2 separate regions of the Homo sapiens genome follow, and region 2 is linked to region 1. A link is a loop called in an ENCODE intact Hi-C map of the cell type or tissue named here. Cell type or tissue: Caco-2. All regions are shown on one strand. Links, peaks and the distances in the headings refer to the core of each region. The heading gives the core; the rest is flanking DNA. Region 1 overlaps CLDN18 (claudin 18). Region 2 has its middle 22 kb from the start of CLDN18.

The links. Hi-C counts contacts between places; a loop is a spot of excess contacts. Peaks named below come from ENCODE experiments on the same cell type or tissue, not always from the same donor. Only the 100,000 strongest peaks of a DNase experiment are listed, where the experiment ranks them.
Region 2: it touches region 1 in a loop (2.7-fold over the local background); 2 of 110 quality-filtered maps call a loop at or near these places.

Annotation. Positions count from the first base shown.
Region 1 is chr3:138,030,291-138,047,131 of GRCh38, forward strand. It overlaps CLDN18 (claudin 18), which reads left to right. Exons shown (of 5, transcript NM_016369.4): 5 at 680-3,359. The coding sequence ends at 851. LOC105374128 (a long non-coding RNA gene) reads right to left here. Exons shown (of 2, transcript XR_001740930.2): 2 at 13,983-16,841. Among named protein-coding and RNA genes, the nearest start is that of CLDN18, 29 kb to the left of the region's middle. RefSeq lists an enhancer at 16,733-16,841. In Caco-2, for the core only: no CTCF peak of the experiment used is centred there; no DNase peak of the experiment used is centred there.
Region 2 is chr3:137,979,983-137,996,823 of GRCh38, forward strand. No RefSeq gene overlaps it. Among named protein-coding and RNA genes, the nearest start is that of CLDN18, 22 kb to the right of the region's middle. RefSeq lists an enhancer at 8,906-9,035. In Caco-2, for the core only: no CTCF peak of the experiment used is centred there; a DNase peak (open chromatin) is centred at 8,349.

The sequences.
Region 1 (16,841 bases), core at 3,251-11,250:
GGGATGCTGCTGAACACCCTACAGTGCACAGAACTGTGCCACAGCAAAGAAGCATCTGTTCCAAAACGTCAACAGTGCTGCTGCTGAGAAACTCTGCTGTAACTTCCTAAATTGAACTGGTGTGGGGACAGCTGGATTCCAGTGTGGTTCTGCTACTGACCAGCCCTGTGACCTCCAGCAGGTTGTTTGCCCTCTCTGTGCCTCTATCACCTCATCCATGAAATGAGCAGCTTGAGGCAATGGGCTGAACGTAGGTACCCTCCAGCTCACAAATTCTATGATCCTTTGACGTAACAATGTTCCCCTGGACATTGTTTCTGGTTCAGCTGTATTTTTATTGATTGAAAGAGGGAACTCATTAGTTACCGAGGATTTGGGGATACCTCTCTCCACCATCCAAAAATGTCCATTTGGAATCACAATTATTTTATTCTCAGGAGATTTTGTTCTCGGCTCAGCAAAGCTCTAAAACAGTGCAAGAACTTCTGTTCCACTGCAGAGGCAGTAAAACCAGTGTACCAAAAACTAAGGTTACTAACTATCCTGGTTTGCCCCGGACTGATGGGTTTCCAGGGACACTGGACTTTCAGTGCCAAGACTGAGACAGTTTATGGTAAATAGGAGGTTGGTCCTACTAACAAAGACATCTACAATCATGGAATGTTTATTTTTCTTTCAGCTACAAAGCCGTTTCTTATCATGCCTCAGGCCACAGTGTTGCCTACAAGCCTGGAGGCTTCAAGGCCAGCACTGGCTTTGGGTCCAACACCAAAAACAAGAAGATATACGATGGAGGTGCCCGCACAGAGGACGAGGTACAATCTTATCCTTCCAAGCACGACTATGTGTAATGCTCTAAGACCTCTCAGCACGGGCGGAAGAAACTCCCGGAGAGCTCACCCAAAAAACAAGGAGATCCCATCTAGATTTCTTCTTGCTTTTGACTCACAGCTGGAAGTTAGAAAAGCCTCGATTTCATCTTTGGAGAGGCCAAATGGTCTTAGCCTCAGTCTCTGTCTCTAAATATTCCACCATAAAACAGCTGAGTTATTTATGAATTAGAGGCTATAGCTCACATTTTCAATCCTCTATTTCTTTTTTTAAATATAACTTTCTACTCTGATGAGAGAATGTGGTTTTAATCTCTCTCTCACATTTTGATGATTTAGACAGACTCCCCCTCTTCCTCCTAGTCAATAAACCCATTGATGATCTATTTCCCAGCTTATCCCCAAGAAAACTTTTGAAAGGAAAGAGTAGACCCAAAGATGTTATTTTCTGCTGTTTGAATTTTGTCTCCCCACCCCCAACTTGGCTAGTAATAAACACTTACTGAAGAAGAAGCAATAAGAGAAAGATATTTGTAATCTCTCCAGCCCATGATCTCGGTTTTCTTACACTGTGATCTTAAAAGTTACCAAACCAAAGTCATTTTCAGTTTGAGGCAACCAAACCTTTCTACTGCTGTTGACATCTTCTTATTACAGCAACACCATTCTAGGAGTTTCCTGAGCTCTCCACTGGAGTCCTCTTTCTGTCGCGGGTCAGAAATTGTCCCTAGATGAATGAGAAAATTATTTTTTTTAATTTAAGTCCTAAATATAGTTAAAATAAATAATGTTTTAGTAAAATGATACACTATCTCTGTGAAATAGCCTCACCCCTACATGTGGATAGAAGGAAATGAAAAAATAATTGCTTTGACATTGTCTATATGGTACTTTGTAAAGTCATGCTTAAGTACAAATTCCATGAAAAGCTCACTGATCCTAATTCTTTCCCTTTGAGGTCTCTATGGCTCTGATTGTACATGATAGTAAGTGTAAGCCATGTAAAAAGTAAATAATGTCTGGGCACAGTGGCTCACGCCTGTAATCCTAGCACTTTGGGAGGCTGAGGAGGAAGGATCACTTGAGCCCAGAAGTTCGAGACTAGCCTGGGCAACATGGAGAAGCCCTGTCTCTACAAAATACAGAGAGAAAAAATCAGCCAGTCATGGTGGCCTACACCTGTAGTCCCAGCATTCCGGGAGGCTGAGGTGGGAGGATCACTTGAGCCCAGGGAGGTTGGGGCTGCAGTGAGCCATGATCACACCACTGCACTCCAGCCAGGTGACATAGCGAGATCCTGTCTAAAAAAATAAAAAATAAATAATGGAACACAGCAAGTCCTAGGAAGTAGGTTAAAACTAATTCTTTAAAAAAAAAAAAAAGTTGAGCCTGAATTAAATGTAATGTTTCCAAGTGACAGGTATCCACATTTGCATGGTTACAAGCCACTGCCAGTTAGCAGTAGCACTTTCCTGGCACTGTGGTCGGTTTTGTTTTGTTTTGCTTTGTTTAGAGACGGGGTCTCACTTTCCAGGCTGGCCTCAAACTCCTGCACTCAAGCAATTCTTCTACCCTGGCCTCCCAAGTAGCTGGAATTACAGGTGTGCGCCATCACAACTAGCTGGTGGTCAGTTTTGTTACTCTGAGAGCTGTTCACTTCTCTGAATTCACCTAGAGTGGTTGGACCATCAGATGTTTGGGCAAAACTGAAAGCTCTTTGCAACCACACACCTTCCCTGAGCTTACATCACTGCCCTTTTGAGCAGAAAGTCTAAATTCCTTCCAAGACAGTAGAATTCCATCCCAGTACCAAAGCCAGATAGGCCCCCTAGGAAACTGAGGTAAGAGCAGTCTCTAAAAACTACCCACAGCAGCATTGGTGCAGGGGAACTTGGCCATTAGGTTATTATTTGAGAGGAAAGTCCTCACATCAATAGTACATATGAAAGTGACCTCCAAGGGGATTGGTGAATACTCATAAGGATCTTCAGGCTGAACAGACTATGTCTGGGGAAAGAACGGATTATGCCCCATTAAATAACAAGTTGTGTTCAAGAGTCAGAGCAGTGAGCTCAGAGGCCCTTCTCACTGAGACAGCAACATTTAAACCAAACCAGAGGAAGTATTTGTGGAACTCACTGCCTCAGTTTGGGTAAAGGATGAGCAGACAAGTCAACTAAAGAAAAAAGAAAAGCAAGGAGGAGGGTTGAGCAATCTAGAGCATGGAGTTTGTTAAGTGCTCTCTGGATTTGAGTTGAAGAGCATCCATTTGAGTTGAAGGCCACAGGGCACAATGAGCTCTCCCTTCTACCACCAGAAAGTCCCTGGTCAGGTCTCAGGTAGTGCGGTGTGGCTCAGCTGGGTTTTTAATTAGCGCATTCTCTATCCAACATTTAATTGTTTGAAAGCCTCCATATAGTTAGATTGTGCTTTGTAATTTTGTTGTTGTTGCTCTATCTTATTGTATATGCATTGAGTATTAACCTGAATGTTTTGTTACTTAAATATTAAAAACACTGTTATCCTACAGTTGAATAGCTTCTGCTCTTTTTTCATATGTTTTGGGAAGTGGAGGTGGGAAGTCCCAGCACCTCAACGCTGGATGCTTCTTCATGGGAGTTTTTCTGCTTTCAGAATCCATTTCTGCTCAACAGCAGCCTAGCTACCTAGAGCTAGGTGTCGTTCCAGACCAGTTTGTGGTTTCTGCAAGTTGGGAAGCCTTAATGAAGAGGAGTTCCCAGAGCAACCAGGCATGCAGCATGGGGTCCAAGGATCCAGTTTAGCCTGTCTGACCCTAAGCGCACAAGCCCGAAGTGTCTAATGTCATTGTCCTGTTTGTGGGCCAGTAAAACAAGAGAGCCAATGCCTGCCCTCTTGATGCTGCCAAGGTTGGGTTGACCAGCTCAATAAACTGAGGCTGTATCCAAGCTACAAAAGCAGCATAAGCTATATAGTCAGAACAACCCAACCTCAAATCCAGGTCATACTACTTTGCAGCTATGTTAGCTTGAACAAAGCCCTTAAACTTTCTGAGTCTCCATTTCCTTATCTGTAAAATAGGGATGATAAGAATAATGGAATAATACAAGTAAAGGACCCACTTAAGTGACAGTAAACCAAGCTTCACAACTTTAAGACAAAGAGGGCAATGCTTATGTAACTGGGGTATCTGAGGTCAGGGTTGGCTTCAGACACAGCTGAATCAAGGGTTATGATTAAGACTCTATTTTTCTCTGCCCATATCTCAGTTCTGCTGTCTTCTCTGTTGGTTTGCTTCTCAAGAAGATTGTGAGTTGTTGTGTTGGCTGCTTATATTTCTAGCCATAAAGCCATGTTTCAGCTATGGGAAACCTAGCCAAAGGGAGGCATCTCTTTCCTTCTATGCATAGGAGAAAAACCCTAACAAAATACATTAGATTATTTGAGTAATGTACCCATCCCTAAACCTCTTCCTATAGCCAGAGCAGTGGTATCTAGTTTGATGAAGCCTGGGTCCCCCAGTCAAAACATGGAGATTTGTCATATGCCATGAAGACTTGTATTCTGAGGAGCCGGGGTCCTTAGAAATCAGGTAAACTCATTGCTTTGCCTCATTTTTTTCTTCTTTTGGATGAAACTGAACTCCAGAGAAAGCTTCAGAGATATAACTTCTGAGCTTCTCTGACTAGTTACCAAACAGTATGTAGTACAGAAAGGAAGGATCTGAGAGATTACTCTGGTTCTCAAAGAAAGCTGATAATTAAAACCTAAAAATTAAAAAAAAAGACAAAAACAAAACACTTTACATTCAGTTTTAAACAAGTGAGATTACAAAAGTCATCAGTAGAAAACTGTCCTTGGTTATGTAATTTTGAGCTATTCAAATTTAAATTTTCTAAAATTTAGGGGCATTTTGAAGTCTCCTTGTACAAAGACAGAAATGGACTAACCAAGCCATGGAATACAGGCTCAAAATATGACTCAGCATTGTTACTCATAAAAATCCCTGGGAGTCCCCAGTTCTCTTACCTTTTACTTAGGTAGTATTCAGCCCTCTCCTGCCTCCACGGGACATTATCCAGGGTTGACTACTGCAACAGCCACAATTTTTGCCAAAATGCCTGATATCTCTGAGTTGATGTGTTCCACTGGAGAGAGCACTGGGCTTGGAATCAAAAACCTGGATTTCTGGTTCTGACTGCATTGCCAACCAATTATGTGACCTTCAGGATTGATTACAATGATTCACTAACATATTTTCATTATCTAACTTCTGTACTGAGTCCTCATAATAATCAGTACTGTGCCTAGTGCTTTATATACTTTAACCCTCCAACAACGCTGATCTCGCCCCACTAGTGGCCCAACACTCTAAATACTCAAGGATCACACACACACTCACGCTCATATATACACATTTACCACACAGTCGGTTCAATTTTCAGAGCCTCATCAGGGACCAACACTTCTTTGACTTTTCTAGCCTCAGAATGGCTTTTGAACAATTCCATTCCTTCAGCTAAAGTCAGGCTGATTTTTCATACTTCCCAACCCACAGCTAGAAAGGGAAGGGGGTATTCTCTTCATAATAGCCCAAATAAACGTGAAATGCGCATGTGAGGCCCTTAAGAGATGATGATAAGCAAAAAGTTTCTTGTGGTTTAATATTCACTATGTAAGATATTATAATATATTGTAGAGACAAAATGTCACTAAAATGCTTTAAATATGTCCAAATTCTATTCTGGAGTAAGGGTATTTAATTTAGATACCCCAAAATCATCTATCAGCGATGGTTTCTAGTATCCACACCACCACAATATTCAACACTAAATGCAGCTACTCCCTAATAACCAAATAAAATGAAATCTCAGTCACCCCTGCCACAGTGGGTAGCTAAAAGAAAGCATAGACTTCTTCTTCTTCAGAGAAACTTCAAGGAGTGGGTGGGTCCTACTTGCAGACCAAGGATCATACCAATTCCTTACATAGAAAACATTATATTTTGTCCTATCTTTTAACTTAGATTTTTAGGGTAACATAAAGGTAGAATTATATGTAATACGGAAGAAAGCTGGAAATATTTCTTCTTTAATCCAGCAATGCTCCTTCTTTAAATTTCTCCTAAGGAAATAATCATAAATACTTATGCTCAAAGGTATGTATCAATTGTTTAAAATAATGTAACTGGATCAACTTAAAAACCTAATGAGGGAAAGGTTTCTAATAGTCTTTATATATAAGTAAACTATTATATAGTCACTAACATTATTATATTTTTCTAACATTAATTCTATTAAACGGTGCATTGAAAAACACCCTGGTAAGAAATATATTCCAAAATATTTTAAGTAGTTGCTTTTGATTGGAGATATAATGATGATACTTTTTTCATTTGTACTTTACAGTAGTTTGCAAATTTTCTTCAATGAGAATAGCTTTATTTTATATCTAGAGAAAAAAAAACTAAAAACTGAAGAATTAAAAAATAGAAAACAACACCCAGACATGAAGTCCACAGGAGCAGATATAGCTCATTACCTGGAGACATGACCATCTCAGGCAGCTTGGAAGGAGGAAGTTATTAAGTCATGGCTGAGTAGAGTTCTCTGTTCACTCTGAACCAATAAATTAAAACGGTCATGAGCCCAGAAACTGATCTCACACTATTTTGCTTTAGCTTTTCTTCCCCTTTAGAGACTCTTTGGCAATTGGCAATCATTTCACCATTTACTCACCTCTGAAGACAGGAAAGCCGAGGCCCATACCTCTGTTGTGAACAAGGACCAGAAAGGAGAAATGACATGCTCAAGGCCTTTGCACAGGCATATCAGGGGAGCCAGAACAAAGACGAGAGTCCATACCAGGTTAGCCTCTTGCTTGCTCCACAAGAACACACAGACCTCATCTCCTCCCAACCACTGGCCTTCTCAGTATCCAACTCCTTTTCCTGACTAGAAGGGCCATCCAGAAAGAGCAGGATGGGCTTGCTTCAGGATGGGTGGCCTAATGTTGGCAGGTGGTCTGAGCCAACCAGATCCACCTGTGTGGGGAAATGTCCAGAACAGACCCTGAGTCCCCAGATATTTAACACCTGGAACTCATCAGACCTGCATCTGATAAGGAAGGGGCTCTGTATGAGCTATGCACAGAGCAGCCTATCTCTAAAGAAGACTTTTGGGTCCTTGATGAATTTTTCAAGGTTTCTAAAAGATAATCTCAACCATGTGTTATCACTGGATTCTACTCAGAGATGTTAGACATCAGGGAAAATTCAGCAGCTATTGTTTTTTAGTTGGACACAGCAAAGCTTCAGAAACCCAGTTACTTAGTCATTTTCTGTTTCTTATCACAGAATACCTGAAACTGGGTAATTTATAAAGAAATGAAATATATTTTTTACAATTCTGAAGGCTGGGAAGTCCAGGGTCAAGGGGCTGCATCTGGTGAGGCCCTTCTTGCTGATGGGGAGGGATCTCTGCAGAGTCCCAAAGGAGTTCAGGGCATCATGTGGTGAGGGAGCTAAATGTGCTAGCTCAAGTCTCTCTTCTTCTTCTTATAAAGCTACCAGTACCACTTCTGTGATAACCCACTAATCCATTAACTCACTGATCTCTTAATCTATGAATGGATTAATCTATTCATGAGAGTGAAGTTCTCATGACCCAATCACCTCTTAAAGGCCCCACTCCTCATTATTTCCACATTGGGAATTAGGTTTCAACATGAGTTTTGGAGGGGACAAACATTCAAACCATAATACCCAGGCTTACGTAAAAATGAAGAAAACAAAATAAACTTTTTCTCCTTGAAAAGACATTAGGAAAAAAGAGAAAAGCATTTATGGCAGAAAAAAATCTCTCTGAGCCATTAAAAAATACAGATGATTATTAATGTTAATATTGCTGTCATTATCATTATCATTATCGAGAATCTACAATGTCACAGACATAGTTTCAGGCCCTTTTCTTACACTATTTCCAACCCTCAAAATAGCCCCCATGAGACAGGTATTATTATCCCCAGCTCACAGGTGAAGAAACCAAGGCTCAGGGAGGCTAAGTATCTTGTCCAAGTAAGGTGACCAACCATCCCAGTTTGTCCAGGACTGTCCCAGGTTCAGCACTGAAAGTCCTGTGTTCCAGAAAACCACTCAGCCTGAACAAACCGGGACAGCTATGCCAAGTCTACATAGCTAATAAATAGAAAAGCGTGGATTCCAACCAGGTTTGTCTGACTCCACACCTCACTTTGTTTCCAATATGCCATAGAAAATCCCATTAAATGGGCAAAATAAATTCATAACTACATTTTTTTAAATGGAAGGAAGAAAAAAAGGGAGAGAGAGAGACAGAAAAGGAAGAAGAAAAACACAAATGAGAAAAATAAAGAAAGATAGGGAGAAACTCATATAAATCTAGTTTAAAGAAAAAAATATTTGCCAATGAAGCCAAGAAGCGTAATACTTAATTTATTGTAAATTTTTAATTTTTAACACTCAAATTTTAAATAATGCCCAATAAGAGCCTGTCTCTGTAACTAGTGCATAGACAGATGGCAGAGATGGGGGAGGACATTGGGCTACCCAGTACCTCAGCCTCTGCAAAGCTCTCAGTGGGTTCTGTGATGTATGTGCACTCTTAAGGGCTTCCAGGCTAAAGAGGACTCTGGTGTGATGCCACCCAGAAGGGAAAGGAAAGCCCCAGCACTCCCAAGGTGGACTGTCCGTAGGAGAAATACCTGTTCCCTCCAGTGGTGGCAGCTACACAAACATTACAAGGTTGGGTGTGGACCAGGGCTCACTTCATCCCAGCAGCCATCTTAGGCTAGAGCTTCCCCAGCAGCATCTGGGATCTGAGTCAGTTTCCATCAGCACTGAGAGGTTTCCCATTCCTTTCTCATCTCAAGTGGAACTAGATGTGACCTGCTCACTCTGGTTTCGAGTTTTTGACCAGTCCAAGCTTTCCCTGTTATCAAAGCTGCCGCCCTTAGCCCTTGTTGACAATGAAAAGCTTATTTATTTTGTTCGACAGGCCAACTTGAATTTCCCCAAAGAATGTTTTAAAAGGTAAAATATCAAACATATTAAGCATGTAGGACTTTGCCACCCATACTTATTGCCCAGAGGAGGGAGGTTGCCATGGCAATGCCTCTGGTAAGGAGGATGAAGTCTGGCTGAAGGGTGAATAAAGTATCACAGTGGGGCACAGGCTGCCCCACCAGGCAGCAAGCCCCTTATGATACTGGAAGTGTTTGCCCAAGTCTTAAGAATTAAGTCATAATTAAGAGAGAGAAAGAAAAACAAAAATGTCCAGCTGCAAAAAAAAAAAAAAAAAAAAAAAATGTTGAGGGGTGGAGGAGTCAGAATGTAGATAGAGATATTTTAAAAGTCAGCAGTGAATGAATGTGACTATGTCTTCCTATGACAGCTGGCAGAGCCCACCCACCAGTAGCTTTTGTGCAGACAGGCCACACCCCATCCATCTGCAGAAAGGTACAGCCAATGGAGCAGAGAGAACCCAATAAGGAATTCACTGGAGGGTTGGCATCAAATGACCTTCATGGCCTCTTTGGTAACACACCAAAACTCCACAGAAATTAACACAAAAACTAGGCAGGAGGAACTCAGCTTCCAGTATGGCTTAGTAAGCTCCCACCAGGCTAACCCTCCTGCAGATAACAAATATAAACTCTGTACAAAATACAAAAAGTAACTACTTGAAGCCACTAGAGGGTGAACAAAGACAGACATATTCTGAAGGGTAGCTGACATTTAAAAGAGAGGAAAGGTATAAAGCAAATTTCCGTTTTTGAGGCTTCTGGCCCAAGGACAAGCCAAAGTCAGGTGGCATGAAGTACCTAAAATCTGTTAGAAAATCTGCAGTTTTTCTGGCCTGAAGAACCATGAGACAGAGTTCAGGGCAACTATAGCCACTATAAGGTGAGCAAAGAGTCTTAGAAAAAAGAGACTCAGAGGGAGAAGATCCAAGTTTTCTATAAAAACCCCTCCCTGGGTCTCTAGTTAAATCCTAAGCCATGCAAGTATAGGGCTGACTACAAACAGCTGACTTAGGATCCAAAGCTGAATGGAGACTTGAGATGTCCCCAAGACACAAAGTTTGCTGTATGAGTAGAAGCAAATTAATTGTCTTCTCCAGCAAACAAAAAAAAAATCAATACTCTTTGGAAGACTATAATAGCATCTAGAGTCTCTGAAACATAATACTCACAATATCCAGGACGCAATCCAAAACTATCTGACATGTGCATGACGTGACCTATTTTTAAGAGAAAAGGTGATCAATGGAGACCTGACCCCAAGATAACCCAGATACTGGAATTAGCAGATGAGGATTTGTAAAGCAACTATTGTAACTATGCTCAAATACATAAAAGAAAATATGCTAATAATGACTAAAAAGACAAGAAATCTCACAGAGAAATAGAAACTATTCTTGAAAACAGAACTTCTGAAACTAAAAATACAAAATCTGAAATTTAAAAATGTATGAACTTAGCAAAGTGGAGATTACAGAGGAAATCATCAGTTAACTTGAAGATAGGTCATTAGAATTTATCCAAAAATAGAGAAAAAAAGTTTTAGCAAAAACAGAACCTCAGGTACTTGCAGGATAATATCAAAAGAGAAATAATTGAGGCCAGAAGACAGTGGTATTTTTAGGGGCTGACCGAAAAAAAAAATGTACAAATACACTTCAAGAATGAAGGCAAAATACAGTTTGCAGATAAAAGGAAACCATGAAGATTCATTGCCAGAAAATCTTCACTATAAAAAAAATGCTAAAAGAGTTCTTCAATCTGAGGGAAAATGATACTAGATGAAAACTAGGATCTGCAGGAAGACATAAAGAGCATCAGAAATAGACCTTGTTGAATAGGACACTGGATATCACTAGATGTAATGCAAGACTCAAAGCCTGAGAATTTGAGGCAGTCAGGCACTGCACCTCACCTTCCACCATCACAGCGGCTCTGGGCAGCTGTCAGCGTTCCTACTGCCTCACATAACTGGGAGTATGAATCCACCTGTAGAAACACATATTGCCGTATGTACAAAGAGGAAAGACAGTAGAATTAAGTAGGTAACAGCAATAGGTAAGTCTTGGCAGTCTCTAAACCCAATACTAAAGCAGGAAAATCTTAACTTTGTAAACTGAATTGAAAAAATACTTTTGAAAATGTTACTTTGTACATATTTAACGTAGAGGTGAAAAGTTTCAGGATGAGAATTCCCTCACAAGCGCCAGATCTCAAAGGCATCTCTCAGCGGGTCTCCAAATAAGCAAAGCCAGTACCAATGACAAAGAATTCATCAATGGTCATTCTCTGAATGTCTTGCCTCATACTAGGAGGTAATATCATCTAAAAAAAAAAGATGACTTTCACTTCATATTTCTCACCAACCTATCAGTTTGTTAGAGATTTGTTTTTATGTTTTGATCTTTTGATGTGTGGTAACATTGAATATTTTGTGTGATATGTGTGTCTCTTTGCTGTGTGTTTATGGATGAATTGAGTATTGGTAAGAATAAAGGAAATTTCATAATCCTTGGTTCTCAATCAGAATGAGCTAAAAAGTGAGAAATTTCTAGACTCCTGGAAGAATAACAGCAAAAAATATAATTTTATGCCCAGTACATCAAGTTGATTGACTTAAATATCTGCTAAAATAACTTTTTCACACTAGGATGGTAACAGGGAAACTGTGTGTATATATGAAAGTTGTAAAGAGATAAGATTTTAAAAGAAATGAAATTAAGACTACTCTGTTTGCATTTAATCACCTAAAACCTATTTTTTAAAAGGATTACAGAGTTATCAATTAGTCATCATCATTGATGGCAAATAGTTCAACTCTAGTCTCCCTTCAGGCATATTTTCCTCCAGGATGTGAAAGAAAAATCTTTTCCAAAGCAGCTGTCTTTAGGCCAGATTCTCCCAAGGAAATTATTATGGCCCCTGCAGTGGACAATTTAATCCCAGAGCAGCTAGTGAGGGTACGGTTTGCAGAGTAGGATGGGATAGACAATGAGTGTAAAGACACTGTTGTGAGATCCTGTAGCTGACTGCCCTTCAGTTCTTCTGCTCTGCCCTGATTCATGTTTCAATGGAATGGAAGCTCCAAAAACAGGCTGAACATGAGTCACCTCCACTTACGTGCAACCCCTTAACATTCTTTTTTTCTTCATAGAAGCTAGCTTTTCTTTCTGTGACAGTAGAACTGGCACTTCAGTTATTGTTCTCCAAATTGGGTTTCATACATTTAATATATTTTCAAGATTCAGTTGTATTCACTTAGTCAACAGATATGTATTAAATATCTATTTTACAAAAACATGAAGAAACTTTGCTATTAAAATATAACATCTATGAACCATGTAGCAAATTTTTTAAAAATTAAAGAAATAAAGGAAAAAAACTAGCCTGCAGTAGGTGAAACTGTTGAGTCCCATAGTAGGCACTCCTTATGGATGCATCCACACCCCAGGACATGCACGAGCTCCCCATACAAAAACACCTCTCACTAAAGATAAGCTCACTATCAAGAATTAGAAAGCATGTGGAAAAAAACCATGATGAGAAAACCACCCAATGTAATAACCAAGAGAAATCTCATTTCAATATCTATAGCTAATAGAAAAATCTAACAGAGACTGTAAAATAAGCATATGTAAAATGTCCAAAAAAATAAAGAATGGTGTGGTGGGGGGATGGAGGAACATGTGGGATTTTAAAATAAACAAAATAAAAATGCTGGAAATCTAAAATACAGTCACTCATACAAGAAACACTGATAAGTTAAACAGTGGACTAGACATAGCAATAGTGACTGAGGAGAGCAAGTCAAAGACCCAATACGAGAAGGAAAGAGATACGATGACTGAAAAGGTTTTGGAGACACAACACACAGGATGGGGAACTTCACAACATGCATTTAATTCAGGTTCCAAGAAAGGAGAATAGTCAGAATAAGGAGAGGAAATGTCTCTAGACTTGAAGACATACGTTCTAGTATTGAAAACACTCTGTCTCCTGAGAAGTATTAAACCATGCTTAGCTACACTCTAGTGAAAATGGAGAATATCAACAATAAAAAGAACATCTTAAAATAAGAAAAAAATATGTATTACATATCCATGGCAATGAGACTGACATCAGTACCAAAAAAATGACAGAAGACTTTGTAATCATTTCTTCGAAGATCAGAAGGAAAACAACTGTCAAGCTAGAATTTTACACCAAGCTAAATCATCATTCCAAAGTAAGGGCAAGATAAAGAGTAGCAACAGCAACTATGATCAAAGCCTTCATGGGACCAGCATAGAAAATACTGGAAATTCCAGCTGTCATCATGCTCCAAATGTGTAAGCCACTCAGGATTCTCCTAGCAAAAAGGGGTCAGACCTAAGGAACTGGATATCCTGTTGACCTTATTAGGTGGGGAATCCCATACAAATGTCACTGAGGATTCTATCCAGACACTCAAGAGCAGGTGGGCCTTGAATAGCAGTCATCATCTTAGTTTTAGTGTTATTTACCCATCTGAAATGGCTTCATTAGTTTGAGAACTGCAAAGATACATACACTGGGTGGGAAGAGGGCCCAGATTAAATGTAAGCTGTGCTCACCCTAAGATGCATACATCTATGAATACCCTGGTCAAGTATTTTCATATGCAAGGAACAGAAAACCCACTCCAAGATTCTGGCTGTCCCTGCCAAATGCTTACTCATCAACTAACAATGGTTGCCCCACCCAGATCCAATTCTGTGTGAACTTCTAATTCAAGCTTCTACTACTGCCTAAGCAGAGTCTATGTTTCTCTTAGTTTAAATTCTCTCGAGAGAAAATCTGATTGACCACTAGCCAATGAAATGTCTGCCGCCCCTCTCTGAAGAGAGATCCCCTCTCTCAAGAGTCCACCTCTGATCCAATCAGCTCTTTCCCTGTGGAGCAAGAACTGTTGGCTTGCCTACTCAACATCCATTCCACCATCACTATCACTTTTTTCTTATTAATATTGTAAATCAACCCCTCCCTCCTATGGCACTATCCTCGGCTCAAGGGGTATATTCTGATTTGCCTAAGTCATGGTGTCCCATTCCCCTTACAAGTGAGTGGTTTAGGGGATGGAGCACATGACCCAGTTTCTTTTCATTTTTTAAGTCTTTATTTTTTTAAAGCAGTTTAAGCTTACAGCAAAATTGAAAGGAAGGTACAGAGATTCCTCACATACACACAGGTGCATAGACTCTCCCATTTTCAACATCCCCCACAGAGTGGTACCTTTGTTACAACTGATGAACCTACATTGACACATCATTATCACCCAGAGTTGACAGGATTCGCTCTTGTTGCTATACATTCTATGGGTTTCAACAAATGTGTGATGACACATATCCACCATTGTAGTATCATACAGAGTGGCTTCATTGCCATAAAAATCTTCTATGTTCTACCTTTCCCCCAACCCCTGGCAACCACTGATCTTTTTACTGTCTCCGTAGTTTTGCCTTTTCCAGAATGTCATATAGGTGGGATCATACCGTATGTAGCCTTTTCAGACTAGCTACTTCCAGTTCGTAATATGCATTTACGATTTCTTCATGTCTTTTCTTGGCTTGATAACTCATTTCTCTTTAGTACTGAATAGCATTCCATTGTCTGGATGTACTACAATTATTTATCCATTCACCTACTGAAGGACATCTTGGTTGCTTCCAAGTTTTGGCAGCTAAGAACAAATCTGCTATAAACATCTGTGTGTGGGATTTTGTGTGGAGGTAAGTTTTCAGTTCCTTTGTGTAAATACCAAGGAGCATGATGGCTACATCATATGGCAAGATTATGGTGAGTTTTGTAAGAGCACATGACCCAGTTTTGACTAGTGGTTCAAAAAGGAAAGATTCCAGCATTTCTTCATTGAAGGGAAAACTTCTTCGCTTTTAATGAAGAGACAACAAAAGAGGCAGCTCCATCCTTGGAAACATACATACACACATGTGCACACCTTCTTCCTCCATCTAAGCATTCGCATGACTACATGTGATACACTGGAATACTGCAGCCCAAAGATGAACCAACATGGATGAAGGCAGAACAAAAGGAGCCTGGGGAAATAGAGCCAGAGCTCTACTTTATGTTCCTCACCTGACAACACCCCGCCTCTGAACTTTTCATAATGTGTGGTTTCTTTTTTTTTTTTTTTTTTTTGAGTCAGAGTCTCGCTCTGCCACCCAGGCCGGAGTGCAGTGGCGTGATCTCGGCTCACTGCAACCTCCACCTTCCGGGTTCAAGCCATTCTTCTGCCTCAGCTTCCCAAGCAGCTGGGAATACAGGCACATGCCACCACATGCAGCTAATTTTTGTATTTTTAGTAGAGACGGGGTTTCGCCATGTTGGCCAGGCTGCTCTCAAACTCCTGACCTCAGGTGATCCACTCACCTCGGCCTCCCAAAGTGCTGGGATTACAGGCATGAGCCACTGCGCCCGGCCTTATGTGTGGTAAGTTTCTTTATTGCTTAAGTCAATTTCAGTTGGGATTTACTATTACTTAAAGCCAATGCATCTGAATCAAAACATGGACACCCAGGCCAGGCCTCTATTAAAGATCATGTGTAGGTCCAACTCCCACAGAAATATCCACTGTATCATGTGGGTTTTGTGGACTTGGAAAACATAAGGAATGAGCAACGTCCTGGGAAGTCCCATCTCGTGAGAAGAAAAGTGAAAAAGAACAAGTTTGAGTAGGGATGAGGGATACTTCTATTGTCCTCTAAGCTAGTGTGCATAGATTCATGTCTGAGTTCCAGGGCATACACATTGCAAAAAGTAGTTTAAAAAATTTATATATATATGTGGCTATTTCACTAAAATCTCTGTGGTGTAGTGAAAGGTGCTAGTAGCTTTGGTGCCATGACCTGGCCATGTCAGGAGACCAAAGGAAGCTTCCTGAGGAGGGAGTTTTTGAATATCAGGTACTAAATGCACACAAAAGTGTTCCTTTTTGGAGCCAGGGACAACAAATTGTTTGATCTTAAATGCCAACTCAGGCCAATCCCAACTGACTATGCTGAGAAGGACTCAGGAATGGAAGATTATCATGATCAAGTGGCAATGCCTGTCATAGGACTGACTGGGAACCAGCAGTACACATGCCACATGTTTGCCCTCTTGAATTCCTTTCTGAGATGGACCCCGGCCAAACACTCCCTGCATCAGTGAAGACGCATTCACTCTAACACCCCATGTTACATATTCAAAAATCTTACATTTTATTTTCTCTACTCTTAAGCAAGGATATACATACAAAAGTGCACTGTCTCTAACCAATCTAATCGTTGTTGAATAATCCCCCAAACCCAGGAGCTGTTCTTGTCACATTTATTGTCCCTTGTGCTTCAGGGTACTTGACAATCCTCAACTACTGCTGTTCCTTGAAGAGCAACAGCACTCCACCTAGTAAATTTTACTTCAGAATGTTAGTACTATTGTTATTTTTAGCATTATTTTTGTCTGTCTGCCTCATCCTAAAGATTGTAACCATGAGTAGCTTTGACATGCTTCAAAACTTCTTTTGTTCTTCCAGGGAGCTTTTGGAGAGGGTCCCACTTCATGATGTCCGTATGAAACAAGGTCATGGAGAATCCTTTGAATTTACTTCCACAAATATTTCTTTGAGTACCTATTTTGTGCCAGGTGCCACAACATGTATAAAGATGAATAAGGAAGAAAAGAGAAGGATCATTTGTCGAGATTCTGGTCTGCTATGCAATGTGCTGATGCCATTCTGGGGACTTGGAAGCATTCATCTCATTCCATTCCCATAACTACCTCCCAAAGCATCTTTATCACAGTTACAGCTGAGGAAACTGAGGCTTGGGGAGGTTACCTGACTTGCCCAGTCATTCATCTAGTAGTTACTGGTGCTAGGATCTGAATCATGTCTGTCTGACTCAAAGCCCATGTTTCAATTCTCCTGACATGAGACCAATTGAGAAGTATGGTTCA
Region 2 (16,841 bases), core at 3,804-11,803, 50 kb before region 1:
GTCAGACAGTGGGTGCAGTGCACCGAGTGTGAGCCGAAGCAGGGCGAGGCATCGCCTCACCCGGGAAGCACAGGGGGCCAGGGAATTCCCTTTCATAGCCAAGCAAAGCTGTGACAGATGGCACCTGGAAAATCGGGTCACTCCCACCCTAATACTGCACTTTTCCAATGGTCTTAGCAAATGGCACACCAGGAGATTATATCCCGTACATGGCTTGGAAGGTGCCACACCCACGGAGCCTCGTTCATTGCTAGCACAGCAGTCTGAGATCGAACTGCAAGGTGGCAGTGAGGCTGGGGGAGGGGTGCCCACCATTGCTGAGGCTTGAGTAGGTAAACAAAGCGGCCAAGAGCTCTAACTGGGTGGAGCTCACTGCAGCTCAAGGAGGCCTACCTGCCTCTGTAGACTCCACCTCTGGGGGCAGGGCATAGGCAAACAAAAGGCAGCAGAAACCTCTGCAGACTTAAATGTCCCTGTCTGACAGCTTTGAAGAGAGTAGTGGTTCTCCTAGCACAGAGTTTGAGATCTGAGAACAGACAGACTGCCTCCTCAAGTGGGTCCCTGTCCCCTGAGTAGCCAATGTGGGAGGCACCCCCCAGTAGGGGCAAACTGACACCTCACAAAGCCAGGTAACCCTCTGAGACGAAACCTCCAGAGGAACGATCAGACAGCAACATTTGCTGTTCAGCAATACTTGCTGTTCTGCAGCCTCCACTGCGGATACCCAGGCAAACAGGGTCTGGAGTGGACCTCCAGTAAACTCCAACAGACCTGCAGCTGAGGGTCCTGACTGTTAAAAGGACAACTAACAAACAGAAAGGACATCCACACCAAAACCCCATCTGTACGTCACCATCATCAAAGACCAAAGGTAGATAAAACCACAAAGCTGGGGAAAAAACAGAGCAGAGAAACTGAAAATTCTAAAAATCAGAGCGCCTCTCTTTCTCCAAAGGAAGACAGCTCCTCACCAGCAACGGAACAAAGCTGGACGGAGAATGATTTTGACGAGTTGAGAGAAGAAGGCTTCAGATGATCAAACTCCTCTGAGCTAAAGGAGAAAGTTCAAACCTATCGCAAAGAAGTTAAAAACCTTGAAAAAAAATTAGACGAATGGCTAACTAGAATAACCAATGCAGAGAAGTCCTTAAAGGGCCTGATGGAGCTGAAAACCATGGCATGAGAACTACATGACAAATGCACAAGCTTCAGTAGCTGATTCGATCAACTGGAAGAAAGGGTATCAGTGATTGAAGATCAAATGAATGAAATGAAGTGAGAAGAGAAGTTTAGAGAAAAAAGAATAAAAAGAAATGAACAAAGCCTCCAAGGAATGTGGGACTACATGAAAAGACCAAATCTACATCTGATTGGTGTACCTGAAAGTGACAAGGAGAATGGAACCAAGTTGGAAAACACTCTGCAGGATATTATCCAGGAGAACTTCCCCAACCTAGCAAGGCAGGCCAACATTCAAATTCAGGAAATACAGAGAACGCCACAAAGATACTCCTCGAGAGGAGCAACTCCAAGACACATAACTGTCAGATTCACCAAAGATGAAATGAAGAAAAAAGTGTTAAGGGCAGCCAGAGAGAAAGGTCGGGTTACCCACAAAGGGAAGCCCATCAGACTAACAGCTGATCTCTCAGCAGAAACTCTACAAGCCAGAAGAGAGTGGGGGCCAATATTCAACATTCTTAAAGAAAAGAATTTTCTATCCAGAATTTCATATCCAGCCAAACTAAGCTTCATAAGTGAAGGAGAAATAAAATCCTTTACAAACAAGCAAATGCTGAGAGATTTTGTCACCACCAGGCCTGCCCTACAAGAGCTCCTGAAGGAAGCACTAAACATGGAAAGGAACAACCAGTACCAGCCACTGCAAAAACATGCCAAATTGTAAAGACCACTGAGGCTAGGAAGAAACTGCATCAACTAACGAACAAAATAACCAGCTAACATCATAATGACAGATCAAATTCACACATAACAATATCAACCTTAAATGTAAATGGGCTAAATGCTCCAATTAAAAGACACAGACTAGCAAATTGGATAAACAGTCAAGACCCATCAGTGTGCTGTATTCAGGAAACCCATCTCACATGCAGAGACACACGTAAGCTCAAAATAAAGGGATGGAGGAAGATCTACCAAGCAAATGGAAAACAAAAAAAGGCAGGGGTTGCAATCCTAGTCTCTGATAAAACAGACTTTAAACCAACAAAGATCAAAAGAGACAAAGAAGGCCATGACATAATGATAAAGGGATCAATTCAACAAGAAGAGCTAACTATCCTGAATATATATACACCCAATACAGGAGCACCCAGATTCATAAAGCAAATCCTTAGTGACCTACAAAGAGACTTAGACTCCCACACAATAATAATGGGAGACTTTAACACCCCACTGTCAACATTAGACAGATCAATGAGAGAAAGTTAACAAGGATATTCAGGAATTGAACTCAGCTCTGCACCAAGTGGACCTAACAGACATCTACAGAACTCTCCATCCCAAATCAACAGAATATACATTCTTCTCAGCACCACACCGCACCTATTCCAAAATTGACCACGTAGTTGGAAGTAAAGCACTCCTCAGCAAATGTAAAAGGACAGAAATTGTAACAAACTGTCTCTCAGACCACAGTGCAATCAAACTAGAACTCAGGATTAAGAAACACACTCAAAACCACTCAACTACGTGGAAACTGAACAACCTGCTCCTGAATGACTACTGGGTACATAACAAAATGAAGGCACAGATAAAGATGTTCTTTGAAACCAACGAGAACAAAGACACAACATACCAGAATCTCTGGGACACATTTAAAGCAGTGGGTAGAGGGAAATTTATGGCACTAAATGGCCACAAGAGAAAGCAGTAAAGATCTAAAATTGACACCCTAACATCACAATTAAAAGAACTAGAAAAGCAAGAGCAAATACATTCAAAAGCTAGCAGAAGGCAAGAAATAACTAAGATCAGAGCAGAACTGAAGGAGATAGAGACACAAAAAAACCTTCAAAAAATCAATGAATCCAGGAGCTGGTTTTTTGAAAAGATCAACAAAATTGATAGACCGCTAGCAAGACTAATAAAGAAGAAAAGAGAGAAGAATCAAATAGATGTAATAAAAAATGATAAAGGGGGTATCACCACCAATCCCACAGAAATACAAATTACCATCAGAGAATACTATAAACACCTCTATGCAAATAAACTAGAAAATCTAGAAGAAATGGATACATTCCTCGACACATACACCCACCCAAGACTAAACCAGGAAGAAGTTGAATCTCTTAATAGACCAACAACAGGCTCTGAAATTGAGACAATAATTAATACCTTACCAACCAAAAAGAGTCCAGGACCAGAAGGATTCACAGCCGAATTCTACCAGAGGTACAACGAGGAGCTGGTACCATTCCTTCTGAAACTATTCCAATCAATAGAAAAAGAGGGAATCCTCCCTAACTCATTTTATGAGGCCAGCATCATCCTGATACCAAAGCCTGGCAGAGACACAACAAAAAAAGAGAATTTTAGACCAATATCCCTGATGAACATCATGCAAAAATCCTCAATAAAATACTGTCAAACCCAATCCAGCAGCACATCAAAAAGCCTATCCACCATGATCAAGTGGGCTTCATCCCTAGGATGCAAGGCTGGTTCAACATATGCAAATCAATAAACGTAATCCAGCATATAAACAGAACCAAAGACAAAAACCACATGATTAGCTCAATAGATGCAGAAAAGGCCTTCAACAAAATTCAACAGCTTCATGCTAAAAACTCTCAATAAATTAGGTATTGGTGGGACATATCTCAAAATAATAAGAGCTATTTATGACAAACCCACAGCCAATATCATACTGAATGGGCAAAACTGGAAGTATTCCCTTTGAAAACTGGCACAAGACAGAGATGCCCTCTCTCACCACTCCTATTCAACATGGTGTTGGAAGTTCTGGCCAGGGCAATCAGGCAGGAGAAAGAAATAAAGGGTATTCAATTAGGAAAAGAGGAAGTCAAATTGTCCCTGTTTGCAGATGACATGATTGTATATCTAGAAAACCCCATCGTCTCAGCCCAAAATCTCCTTAAGCTGATAAGCAACTTCAGCAAAGTCTCAGGATACAAAATCAATGTGCAAACATCACAAGCATTCTTATACACCAATAACAGAAAAACAGAGAGCCAAATCATGAGAAAACTCCCATTCACAATTGCTTCAAAGAGAATAAAATACCCAGGAATCCAACTTACAAGGGATGTGAAGGACCTCTTCAAGGGGAACTACAAACCACTGCTCAACGAAATAAAAGAGAACACAAACAAATGGAAGAACATTCCATGTTCATGGATAGGAAGAATCAATATTGTGAAAATGGCCATACTGCCCAAGGTAATTTATAGATTCAATGCCATCCCCATCAAGCTACCAATGACTTTCTTCATAGAATTGGAAAAAACTACTTTAAAGTTCATATGGAACCAAGTCAATCCTAAGCCAAAAGAACAAAGCTGGAGACATCACGCTACCTGACTTCAAACTATACAAGGCTACAGTAACAAAAACAGCATGCTACTGGTACCAAAACAGAGATGTAGACCAATGGAACAGAACAGAGCCCTCAGAAATAATACCACACATCTACAACTATCTGAGCTTTGACAAACCTGACAAAAACAAGAAATGGGGAAAGGATTCCCTATTTAACAAATGGTGCTGGGAAAACTGGCTAGCCATATGTAGAAAGCTGAACCTGGATCCCTTCCTTACACCTTATACAAAAATTAATTCAAGATGGATTAAAGACTTACATGTTAGACCTAAAACCATAAAAACCCTAGAAGAAAACCTAGGCAATACCATTCAGGACATAGGCATGGGCAAGGACTTCATGTCTAAAACACCAAAAGCAATGGCAACAAAAGCCAAAATTGACAAATGGGATCTCATTAAACTAAAGAGCTTCTGCACAGCAAAAGAAACTACCATCAGAGTGAACAGGCAACCTACAGAATGAGAGAAAATTTTTGTAATCTAATCATCTGACAAAGGGCTAATATCCAGAATCTACAAAGAACTCAGACAAATTTACAAGAAAAAAACAAACAACCCCATCAAAAAGTGGGCGAAGGATATGAACAGACACTTCTCAAAAGAAGACATTTATGCAGCCAACAGACACATGAAAAAATGCTCATCATCACTGGACATCAGAGAAATGCAAATCAAAACCACAATGAGATATCATCTCACACCAGTTAGAATGGCAATCATTAAAAAGTCAGGAAACAACAGGTACTGGAGAGGATGTGGAGAAATAGGAACACTTTTACACTGTTGGTGGGACTGTAAACTCGTTCAACCATTGTGGAAGACAGTGTGGCAATTCCTCAGGGATCTAGAACTAGAAATACCATTTGACCCAGCCGTCCCATTACTGGGTATATACCCAAAGGAACATAAATCATGCTGCTATAAAGACACATGCACACGTATGTTTATTGCGGCACTACTCACAATAGCAAAGACTTGGAACCAACCCAAATGCCCAACAATGATAGACTGGATTAAGAAAATATGGCACATATACACCATGGAATACTATGCAGCCATAAAAAATGATGAGTTCATGTCCTTTGTAGGGACATGGATGAATCTGGAAACCATCATTCTCAGCAAACTATCGCAAGGACAAAAAACCAGACACCATATGTTCTCACTCATAGGTGGGAATTGAACAATGAGGACACAGGAAGGGGAACATCACACACCGGGGCCTGTTGTGGGGTTGGGGGAGTGGGGAGGGATAGCATTAGGAGATATACCTAATGTAAATGATGAGTTAATGGGTGCAGCACACCAACATGGCACATGTATACATATGTAACAAACCTGCATGTTGTGCACCTGTACCCTAGAACTTAAAGTATAATAAAATATGTATATATATACATATATATGTATATATATACACACATATATGTATATATATATACACACGTATATATATATACACATATATATGTATATATATATACACGTGTGTATATATATATATATATACACATATATATATATATGTATATATAGACTGTTTTTCCTACCTGTTCAATGCCTCTTTCAGTGATATAAAGTTAAAACCAGGTACTGGGGTGTTTGCCTTCCTTTTGGTTCTTATGAAGGTCATTTTTTTGTGTAGATAGTTGTTAAACTGGTGTCCTTGTGGGGTGGGGAGAGGATCGGTGGAGACTTCTATTCCACCATCTTGCTCTGCTCCCTCTAATAATTTAATTGTCTGTTTCCTGCCTCTCAACTGTGGGCTTCCTGAGAGCCAATACCATGTCTGTATTTTTCTCCATTGAATCCCCACCACTTTGCAAAATTATTACAATGCTTACTAATCTTTTGAATAAGTGAATGTTTTAGTAAACATACTTCCATATAAATTGTACCTAATCTCTCAGTACCTCACTTTCTTTACCTGTAAAGTTGGAATATTTAGAATGCCCATCTCATAGGGTTGTTATGAAGATTCAATCGAGCTATGCCTCTGAAGTTCTTGAATAATGTCTGGTACGGTGTAAGTACTCAATAAATGTCAGCGGCCGTTATTATTATTTCTTCACATTTAGATGATCTGTGTGAATTTGCATTGTGTAAATTGAGGAAGAAGCTGGATGTGAGATCTGGGTACACATGGTATGTAACAGGGACAGGTGCAAGGAAGCAGGATCTCAGAGGCAGAGATGATGAGAACCAAGCTGCTCAGGAAACTGCAGAAATCTTGAGTGGGACTTTGGAGATCCATGAGCTATAGAATGAGTGATAGAACTATCTTATCTAGATCTTAAGAGGCCAAGTGCTCTGGGTAACCAAGTATGTACATAGACATGCATAGCCACATTCAGGAGAACAAGTCTTTCTTTAGGCATAGAGCAGTTTCATTTCAAACTGAGAAAAAAAAATTTTTATACTCCATTTACTTCTTCTTACCAAACAAATAAACATATTCTGCAGAGATACAACTCTGACTCAAGCATACACCAAAAAAAAAAAGAGAGAGAGAGAGTTCCTTACACATCAGTACACTTGGATTATAAGTATACAAACATCTACGTTATGGTTGGGTATAACAATGCATTTTCTCCCCAAATAGCAAGTGGGTATGTATTTTATATATGTGTAATTATAGTGTGTTAGTTACGGTGGTGCCCAGAACAAAATTCAGCTTATGCTGAAGGACTATTACAGCATATATCTCTAGTGAAATTAAAAATTGCTTACAACTTAAATGCTAGGTTTTTTTCTACTTCTTCCCATCAAGATTTCAAAAATCAAAGATTCTAATTTTTCAAAAAGTAAACACTGGTAAAAACCTAAATAAACAGTGGGAGAAAGGTTAAATAAATATGATACATCTACATGATAACATATTAAAATTTATGCTTGCAATGGGTTTTAATGAAGAAAATATTTTTGACAAATATAAAGTTAAATGAAAAAACATAATAAAATGTGTATGTGCAGTCTGATCCCAAATATGTAAAATGTATGTATTCAGGGAAAGAAGACAAGAGGTAAATAAAGACAAAATGTTAACAATAGTATCTCTTACAGGAATCTATGCTTTGTTGGCTTGAGGAATATTTTTCCTTTTATTTATTTATTATTAGAACTTGCTTTTTTAGAACAGTTTTACGTTCACAGCAAAACTGAGAGGAAGGTAGACATATTTTCCATATACACTGTGCTCCTATATCCTACACATTAAGAGCCTCTCCCATTATCAACATCCCCCACAGAGTGGTACATTTCTTGCTATTGACAAACCTTCATTGACACATCATTATCATCCACAGTGCATAGTTTACTTTAGGGTTTACTCTTGGTGTTGTGCACTCTATGAGTCTGGACACATGTATAATGACAAATGTGTAATATATCCACCATCATAGCATCATACAGTGGTTTCACTGCCCTAAAAACCCCCTGTGCTCCACCTATTCATCCCTCCTTTGGGTTTTTTTGTAAATTTTTTATTCTCTCACTTTTATATTACCGTTTATATTACTTTTGTGAAAATAAAAAAATAAACATAGTAACTTAAAGAAAACCTTTGTGAAAGAAAATGCAGGTTGGAGTCTTAGTTGTCCTCATGACTCAAAAACCCTTTGAGTAAGTTTTTAGCTCCCCTGAATAAAAGCACCTAAAGGTGAACCTGCAGTTGATGTGTTGAACATTGGGAGGTGGCAGGAAGGCGAGCAGGCCTACAGCTAGTCAAACAGAAACCAGCCCTCCCTACCTTGTTTGCTCTCTTGTCTCACCCTCCTCGTGATTCCTGAGAGCAGGAAACAGAGTCCGCTCCTGATACTGAAAGCAGCTTAGATAAAGCATGTGTGGTGGGTAAATGAAAACCTCTATGGCCATCAGCCCTAACACTTCCCACACGGGGGATTTCCTCCCATCTTAGTGTCATCACAAAGTTATTATACACATTAACTAGAGGTGATTTAATTTTATATTTTAAAAAAAAATTTTGAGACAGGGTCTTGCTCTATTGACCTGGCTGGAGTGCAGTGGTGCCATATTCACAGTTCATTGCAGCCTCGACCTCCTGGGCTCAAGTGATCCTCCCACCTCAGCCACCCAAGTAGCTAGAACTACAGGCACACGCCACCATGCCCAGCTATTTTTGTATTCTTTTGTAGAGATGGGGTTTTGGCATGTTGTCCAGGCTGGTCTCAAACTCCTGAGCTCAAGCAATTAGCTCACTTTGGCCACCCAAAAAGCTGGGATTACAGGTGTGAGCTACCGCGCCTGGCCTAAAAAAAAATGTCTATGTACCCTAAGAAGTCAGAGGGGAAATGCCTCCTCCATTCATGCATTTAAACACTTTGGTTTGGAAAACACAGTCCCTCTATGGGACCTTTACTACGAATGTTTTGAAGCACCACTGCCTGAAACTCAGGGGTTTTCTGGGACCTGGGACTTTCAGTCACATAACCAGGACAGTCCTGAGCAAATCAGGATGACTGGTCACCCTAGTGCTGTTATCAAGTGACTCAAAAAGCTAACACTGAGCCACAGTGCCCTGTGACCTATAAGCCTATCAGAATCAGTGCAAGATTCTCCCTTGAGATTTACGGGTTTCCCTCTTTCCAATCTCACGTAAGCCCTTCCCACACTGTACTCTGCAATTGAGCACAAGCCGTCAGTCATCACTGTATGACTATGGGGTGTACCTCATATGAACAATAGGTAAATCACAAGCCAGCCTCATGCTGCTCACTTAGCTGGGTCCACATAAGCCAGATCCACTCCAACCAGAGTTTCTAGCTCCCTTTCTCTCCATAAGCTCCACCTCAATGAGCACTCACCAGTTCTTTTAATCACCCTACTTATTCCCCCAGCCCCAAGCTACACATCCTTTCTTCTCTTCTTTTTGCTCCGTTTCAGCTTACTGCATTCTTTTTCCCTCTTTTCTCTTTGGTCCTAAGAAACTCATGCCACTCTCTCTTTGAGCCCCATGTCTGTGCCTTAGCCTCATGGCGCTATTCCTTTCCCCAAAGCCATCAGCCCTCCTACTTGCCAGTCTCCCTCTCTCAAGTTGCTCACACCTCATTTGGCCAACAATCTCTAAACAGGGAGTGTACACAGCCCAGGAAAATAATCCACAGGAAGATAATCTCAAAACTTCTATTTATAATCATTTTTGTATTGTCCTCATTTAATTTTCATGTCAGGGTATGTTTTATAATGTATCTAATACATAAAATATATTAGCACATATACAGTCATGTGTCACTTAACGATGGGGATACATTCTAAGAAATGCATCATTAGGTGACTTTGTTGTTGTGTGAACATCACAGAGTCAACTTACACAAACCTGTATGGTATAACCTACTACACACCTAGGCCATATGGTATAGCCTATTGCTCCTAGGCTACAAACCTGTACAGTATGTTACTGTAATGAATACTGTAATCAGTGTAACACAATGGTAAGTATTTATGTGTCTAAACATATCTAAACATAAAAAGGTACAGTAAAAATATGATATAAAAGATTTTTTTTAATGCTGCACCTGGATAGGGCATTTACCATGGATAGAGCTTACAGGACTGTAAGTTGCCCCGGGTGAGTTAGTGAATGAGTGGGAAGTGAATGTGAAGGCCTAGGACATTACTGTAGACCACTATAGACTTTACAAACACCATACACTTAGGCTACACTAGATTTATTTTTTCAAATTTTTTCTTCAATAATAAATTAATCTGAGCTTACTGTAACATTTTTACTTTATAAGCTTTTTAATTATTTTTAACTTTTGGACTCTTGTAATACTACTTAGGTTAAGACACAAACACATTTTGTACAGCTGCATAAATTTTTTTTTATATATTAATTTTTCCTTTTTTTTTACTTTTTAAACATTTAAAAAAAGAATTAAGACACACACGCATTAGCATAGGCCTACATAGGGTCAGAATAATCAATATCATTGTCTTTCACTTCCACATCTTGTCCCACTGGAAGGTCTTCAGGAGCAATAACACTCATGGAGCTGTCATTTCCTGTGATAACAATATAGCCTTCTGGAATTCCTCCTGAAGTACCTGCCTGGGGCTGTTTTACAGTGAACTATTTGTAGTAAGTAGAAGGAGTACACCCCAACAATAAAAAGCATAGTATAGTAAATATGTAAGAGTAGTAACATAGTCATTTATTTTCACTATCAAGTAGTATGTATTGTTTGTATATAATCGTTATGTGCTGTATACTCTTATATGACTGGCAGTGCAGTAGCTTTGTTTACACCAGTATCACCATAAACACGCAAGTAATGCATTATGCTATGATGTTATGATGGCTGCAATGTCACTAGGCAATAAAAGTTTTTCAGCTCTATTATTATCTCTAGGGCCTACCATCATAAGTGCAGTTCATCATTAACCAAAACGTTGTTATTCAATGCATGACTGTATACCATTTATAAATAATTACACATATCTGAGGACAAAAATTGTACCTTAATAATTTCCATAGCCCCAGCCCTTAGTGCATTACCTGACTCAACAATTGCTTTTTAGACAAATACATTCATGAATTAATCAAACGAATCTCATGCAATCAATCAATCAACCAATGTTCCTTAGTCCTTGTCCACAGAACATTCTAAATGAGCCACTTGTGAGTTCATAGTCATGGTCCTTAGGGACTTTTCATTGCTTTTCTTCTCTTCTGTCCCTGATGTGAATGACTTTTCACCAGACACCCTGTCCCCACTTCTACCCACCTCAGTTCCTGCACCCTCAGTCAGATCATCTGGAGTCCTCAAGATCTTCTCTCTTTGCCTGTCTACATATTCTCCCAAATTCAGCATCTTTCCTCAAGATCACCTGGACCTCAAAAGTCACACTTCTGGCCCCCCTATCCTGGCATTGCTCCTCCTCAACAAACTTATTAGCAAGCATCTCACCAGCTGAAGGTCAGCTACTAACCCTGCAACTCCAAGCATCTGCACCCATGCTGGTTCATGGACTATGTTGGTCCATGATGATGGTTTCCTTATGTGAAAAGAAATTAGATAAAAAATGAGGACAATGTTAAACATAGATACAAATGATATATATCATTTATATATTATATATATCATCATACATATATCATTTGTACCTATGTTTAACATAGGTACAAATATATATATTATAATATATATTTTATATATATCTTACCTGTTGAAGACTGTCCTTTATTCTGAGATTGTGGTTTTCTATCATTTCACATTAAAATATTATTTATCTTATAAATGATGTGATATGGTCATTAGTTATTGTCCTTACTTAACAAAATAATGATTTGCCAGTCCTCTTTGAGTCCTGGAATCCTTTATATAAAATTTACTCATTTATAAAATCCAAAAGTCTAGGGATTGCCAAACCACCAGCAAACAGACAATGTTTTGTTTGATTTGTTTTTAAGGTGGAGAGAGAAGTTGATTCCCAGGGTAAAATATAAATAATTCAGAAGAGGTTGCAGACGAAGCCTTCCTGATCATGCCTTAGCACATCTCTTTCCTACTGGCATATTTTAGAGATGTGAGAGCACATGAGGACCTGGGGCAATGAGCATCCATGAGGAGGAAAGTTCTCAGAAAAAGACAGACAGATGAGGGTCGGGGAGCCTGAAGATCATGTGTGGTGTCATCACACCCTTGCCAAAGGCTGATTCTGTCTTAGAATTCTTGTCCTAGAAAGGCCTCCTGTATCTCAGGGTACATCTTAACATAGACATGTGCTGGCAACTGGGAAAACATGGTATTATGGATAATGTTCATAGTTTTGTTGCATCTTGCTTTATGTCAATGGAAGCAATGTTTGAGTTTACCAACCAAAACCCTGCTTGGCAAACAAACAGATCTATTTCGTGTCTAGCCTGAGAAAATACATATTGTTTAAATTCTTTCCAAATATGCCTGAATTTATGAACTGCTTTTAGGTGTATTTTTTATCGAAAATCCATATGCTATTAGTCACTCAAACTGGGGCTCAAAAATATAGCAAGAACTAGGAAGCCAGTGAATAATACTGGGCATATTTTGGTTTGCCATGCTTTCTGGCTTTAGAATGGAACCTTGAGTCTGCAAATTGGGGAGGGTGCTTGAGCCATTTATACCTCCTGTCTACAGTCAAGGGAGTGATGTCTTGTTACTCCCACAAGCCAAACCAAGTGGAAATGAGTCACTACTTAGCTGAATGCTGTCCTTAGAACGCCCACCTTAGGCTGAAACTCGGAGTTCAATGGTCGTTTTTCTGAGTTATATCTGACCCATGAGCTTATGACAAGAACATTCCGAGTTTCCCCTCAAGAATCTGGGATGGGCATTTTTTTCTGGAAAGAGCAGGTGGGCTCTCTCTTCTGGAAAATTGAATTTTTTTTCAGAGCCCACACTTAGTGCTAGAGACCTCTGAACATAGTGGTATTTAGACTGTTATTTTTCAAACTGTTCCTATACTGTAGGTGAGAAATATTCTCTATGTGCCTGGGAATAAGATCAGTAAAATGGGGCAAATAAAATCCCTCAACACCGTTAGAGTTAGCACAGACACTTAGATTGTTTCTGCATCTTGGCTATTATAAACAGTGCTGCAATGAACATGAGTGCACAGATATCTCTTTGAGGTTCTGATTTCATTTCCTTTGCGTATATATCCAGAAGAGGGACTTCTGGATCTTATGGTAGCTCTATTTTTAATTTTTTTGAGGAAACTCCAGAATGGGTTTCCGGGATGGGTGTAACAATTTACATTCCCACCAACAGCGTACAATAATTTCATTTTCTCCACATCCTCGCCAACACTTACTATCTTTTATCTTTTTGACAATAGTCTTCCTAACAAATGTGAGGTGATATTTTATTATTGCTTTGATTTGAATATCCCTGATGATAATGATGTTGAGCACTTTTTCATATATCTGTTGTCAGTTTGTATGTCTTCTTTAGGAAAATGTCTATTCAGGTCATTTGCCCATTTTTTAAATCCAGTTGTTTTTTTATTTGCTATTAAGTTGTGTGAGTCCCTATATATCTTTTATATTAACCCCTTATCAGCTATACTGTCTGCAAATATTTTCCCCTAATCTAGGTTGTCTTTTCATTTTGTTAATTGTTTGCGTTGCTGTGCAGAAGCAAATGTAGTCCCACTTGGCTATTTTTAGCTTGATGTAGTCCCACTTGGCTATTTTTCCTACTGTCGCCTGAGCTTTTGGTGTCATATAAAAAGAAAATTATCAAGATGAAAGTCAACAAGCTTTTTCCTGATGTTTTCTTTAAGGAGTTTTATGGCTTCAGGCCCTACATTTAAGTCTTTAATCCAATTTGAACTTATTTTTGTATATGGTATAAGGTAAGGGCCCAATTCTATTCTTTTGTATGTGAATATCCAGTTATCCCAACACAATTTACTACCCTTTCTTTTTTGTGTATTTTTGATGCCCTTGTCAAAAATTAGTTGACTGTATATTGCTTGGAATTATTTCTGTCCTCCATATTTTGTTCCACTGGTCTATGTGTCTGTTTTTATGTCTGTACCATACTGTTTTGATTACTATAGTTTTGTAATATAATTTGAAGTCAGGAAGTGTGATGTCTCCAACTGTGTTCTTCTTCCTCAAGATTGCTTTGGCTCTTTAGGGTCTTTTGTGGTTTCATACAAATTTTAGAATATTTTTTCATTTCTGTGAAAAATGGCACTGGAGTTTGATAGGGGTTATGCTGAATCTGTGTATCACTTTGAGTAGTACGGACATTTTAACAATATTAATTCTTCCAATCCATGAACAAGAGACATCTTTCCATTTATTTGTGTCTTCGATTTCTTTCATTGATGTTTTAGAGTTTTCAGGCTACAGATCTCTCACCTCCTTGGTTAAATTTACTCCAAAATATTTTATTCTTTTTGATGCTATTACAAACGGTATTTTTTTTCTTGATTTCCTTTTTGGATAGATCATGATTGGTGTAAAAATGCACAACTAACTTTTGTGTTTCTTTTGTATCCTGCAACATTACTGAATTCATTTGTTAGTTTTAACAGGTTTTTTGTGGAGTCTTAAGGAGTTTATATATGGGATCATATTATCTGAAAACAGATCATTTTACCTCTTTCTTTCCAAATTGGATGTATTTTGCTTCTTTTCCTTGTCTGATTGCTCATGCTAATTCTTCCATTTTAAAATCAGGTTGTATTTTTTTTATTGCTGAGTTTTAAGAGTTCTTAGTATATTTTAGATAAGAATCTTGTACCAGATGTCTTTTGCAAATATTTTATCTCAGTCTGTGGCTTGTCTTCTCAATGTTTTGAGTTAGTAATTATTTTTATTATCAGTCTTTAAAGATATAATTCTATTCTTCTGGCTTCAGTTGTTGCAATTGATAAAATAGCTGCAATTCCTTTCTCTCAGGATTTTACAGATGTAATTAAAGTTACTAATCAGCTGACCTTAAAGGTTTTAAAGGTTTTTCTCTTTGACTTTGGTGTTTTTCAATACTACAATACATCCAGGTGTGAATTTGTTTTTATTTACCATTCTTGGAACTCATTTAACAACATTAACATGGAATTTATGCTTTTCATTCATTCTTGAAAATCCTTAGCCAATAACTCATCAAATATTTTTTTCATTCTATTTATTGTCTTCTTATACTCCTATTAGATGTGTGTTGGAATTTCTCATTCATTTTTCCATTCTCTTACTACTGTTTCATGTTTTCCACCTCTTTATTTCTCTGTCTACATTTTGCATAATTTTTTCAGTTCTATTTTTTACTTTATGAGTATTACCTTCAGCTGTGTTTAATCTGTTAATTATCTGTTTTTAGTTTTCTACTGCTGTCATAACAAATTTCCAGAAACTTAGCAGCTTCAAATAACACCCATTTATTATCTCACAGTTTCTATAAATCAGATGTCTAGCATGATATTGATTTTTGCATATGGTGTAAGATAAGGGCCCAATTAGTTTTGGGATATTCTGTTTAAGGAATTGCTGAGCTTCAATTAAGGTATTTGCCATGCCTGTGGTTCTTATATGGGACTTGGAGGGTTCTTCCAAACTCACTGTTGGTTGGAAGAATTCAGTTCTTTGCAGTTGCAGGGCTGAAGTTCCTGCTTCCCTGTCATGTGATCTCCTTTCATCTTCAAGGTAAAAATTGTGCATCAAATCCTTCTCATTCTTGAGATCTCTCTAACTTAACTTTCTGCTACATCTCTCCCACTCCATGTTCTACCTTTTTCTGCTGCTTTTTAGGGTTTATATGATTACATTGGGCTTTCCTGGATAATCTAAAATAATCTCTTTATATTAAGGTCAGCTGATTAGTAACTTTAATTACATCTGTAAAATCCTTTTTGCCATGTAATATATTATAGCCATGGGAGTAACACAAAGGCCAGAGATCACTGGGAAAGAGGGCAAAATTGTGCCTACCACACTATCCATTGAAGTTTTGTTTCATTATCTATATCCTTAATTTCTAGAAATTCTAGTGGGGAAGTTGTCAGATCTTCCTGTTCTTTTTTTATGGTGACTTTTATTTACTTATGGTTTTAGTTCCTTCTTTTATGATTTAACTGTATTATCTGATTCAAGAAGGGGTTTCTTGTAAGCATTAAAGTCTTATGATAGTATTCATAAGTAATGTGCCAGAGTCAGCTTGCAAGAGTTGATTCCATGCATCTCTTCCCATCTTTGCATTTAGTGACTTTACATTCACATTAGTAGATTGAAATCAGCCATGGTAGGAGAATTGGCAAAGACTACAAATCAGAGTAATTCTTTTTTTCTTTTTAGAGTTGGTTTACTAGTATACCACTGGGTTTACTAGTACACCACTGTTTATAGCAGATTTTGAATTTTGGGTTTTGAGCTCAAGTTTGACAGGACTTTAAATGTCGAAATCTTATGCAACCTGCATTGAGGGTTTTGCAGTTGCCTCTGCAAATCATTCTAGATGTGTTATCAGCCTGGAATCACCTTTTAAAGCTACTTTCTTAGTGTAGGAGCTCCAGGGCCATGATGTTCAGGGTACAAATTCAAACCCCAGTCACATTACAGAAAGAGGCTTTTGGTAATATAGTCTCAGAAGATTTTTTTCAATTTTTTTCACACATGGACCAGCTCAGGCAAAGCCTAACAAGCTTCCTTGTTTTCTCTCTGGGCCAGTGAACTGATTTTTCTAGTTCGTTTCTTCACTGTATGAATTTTTTAATAGATTATTGAGGGAATCTAAGACAATAGTTTTCAA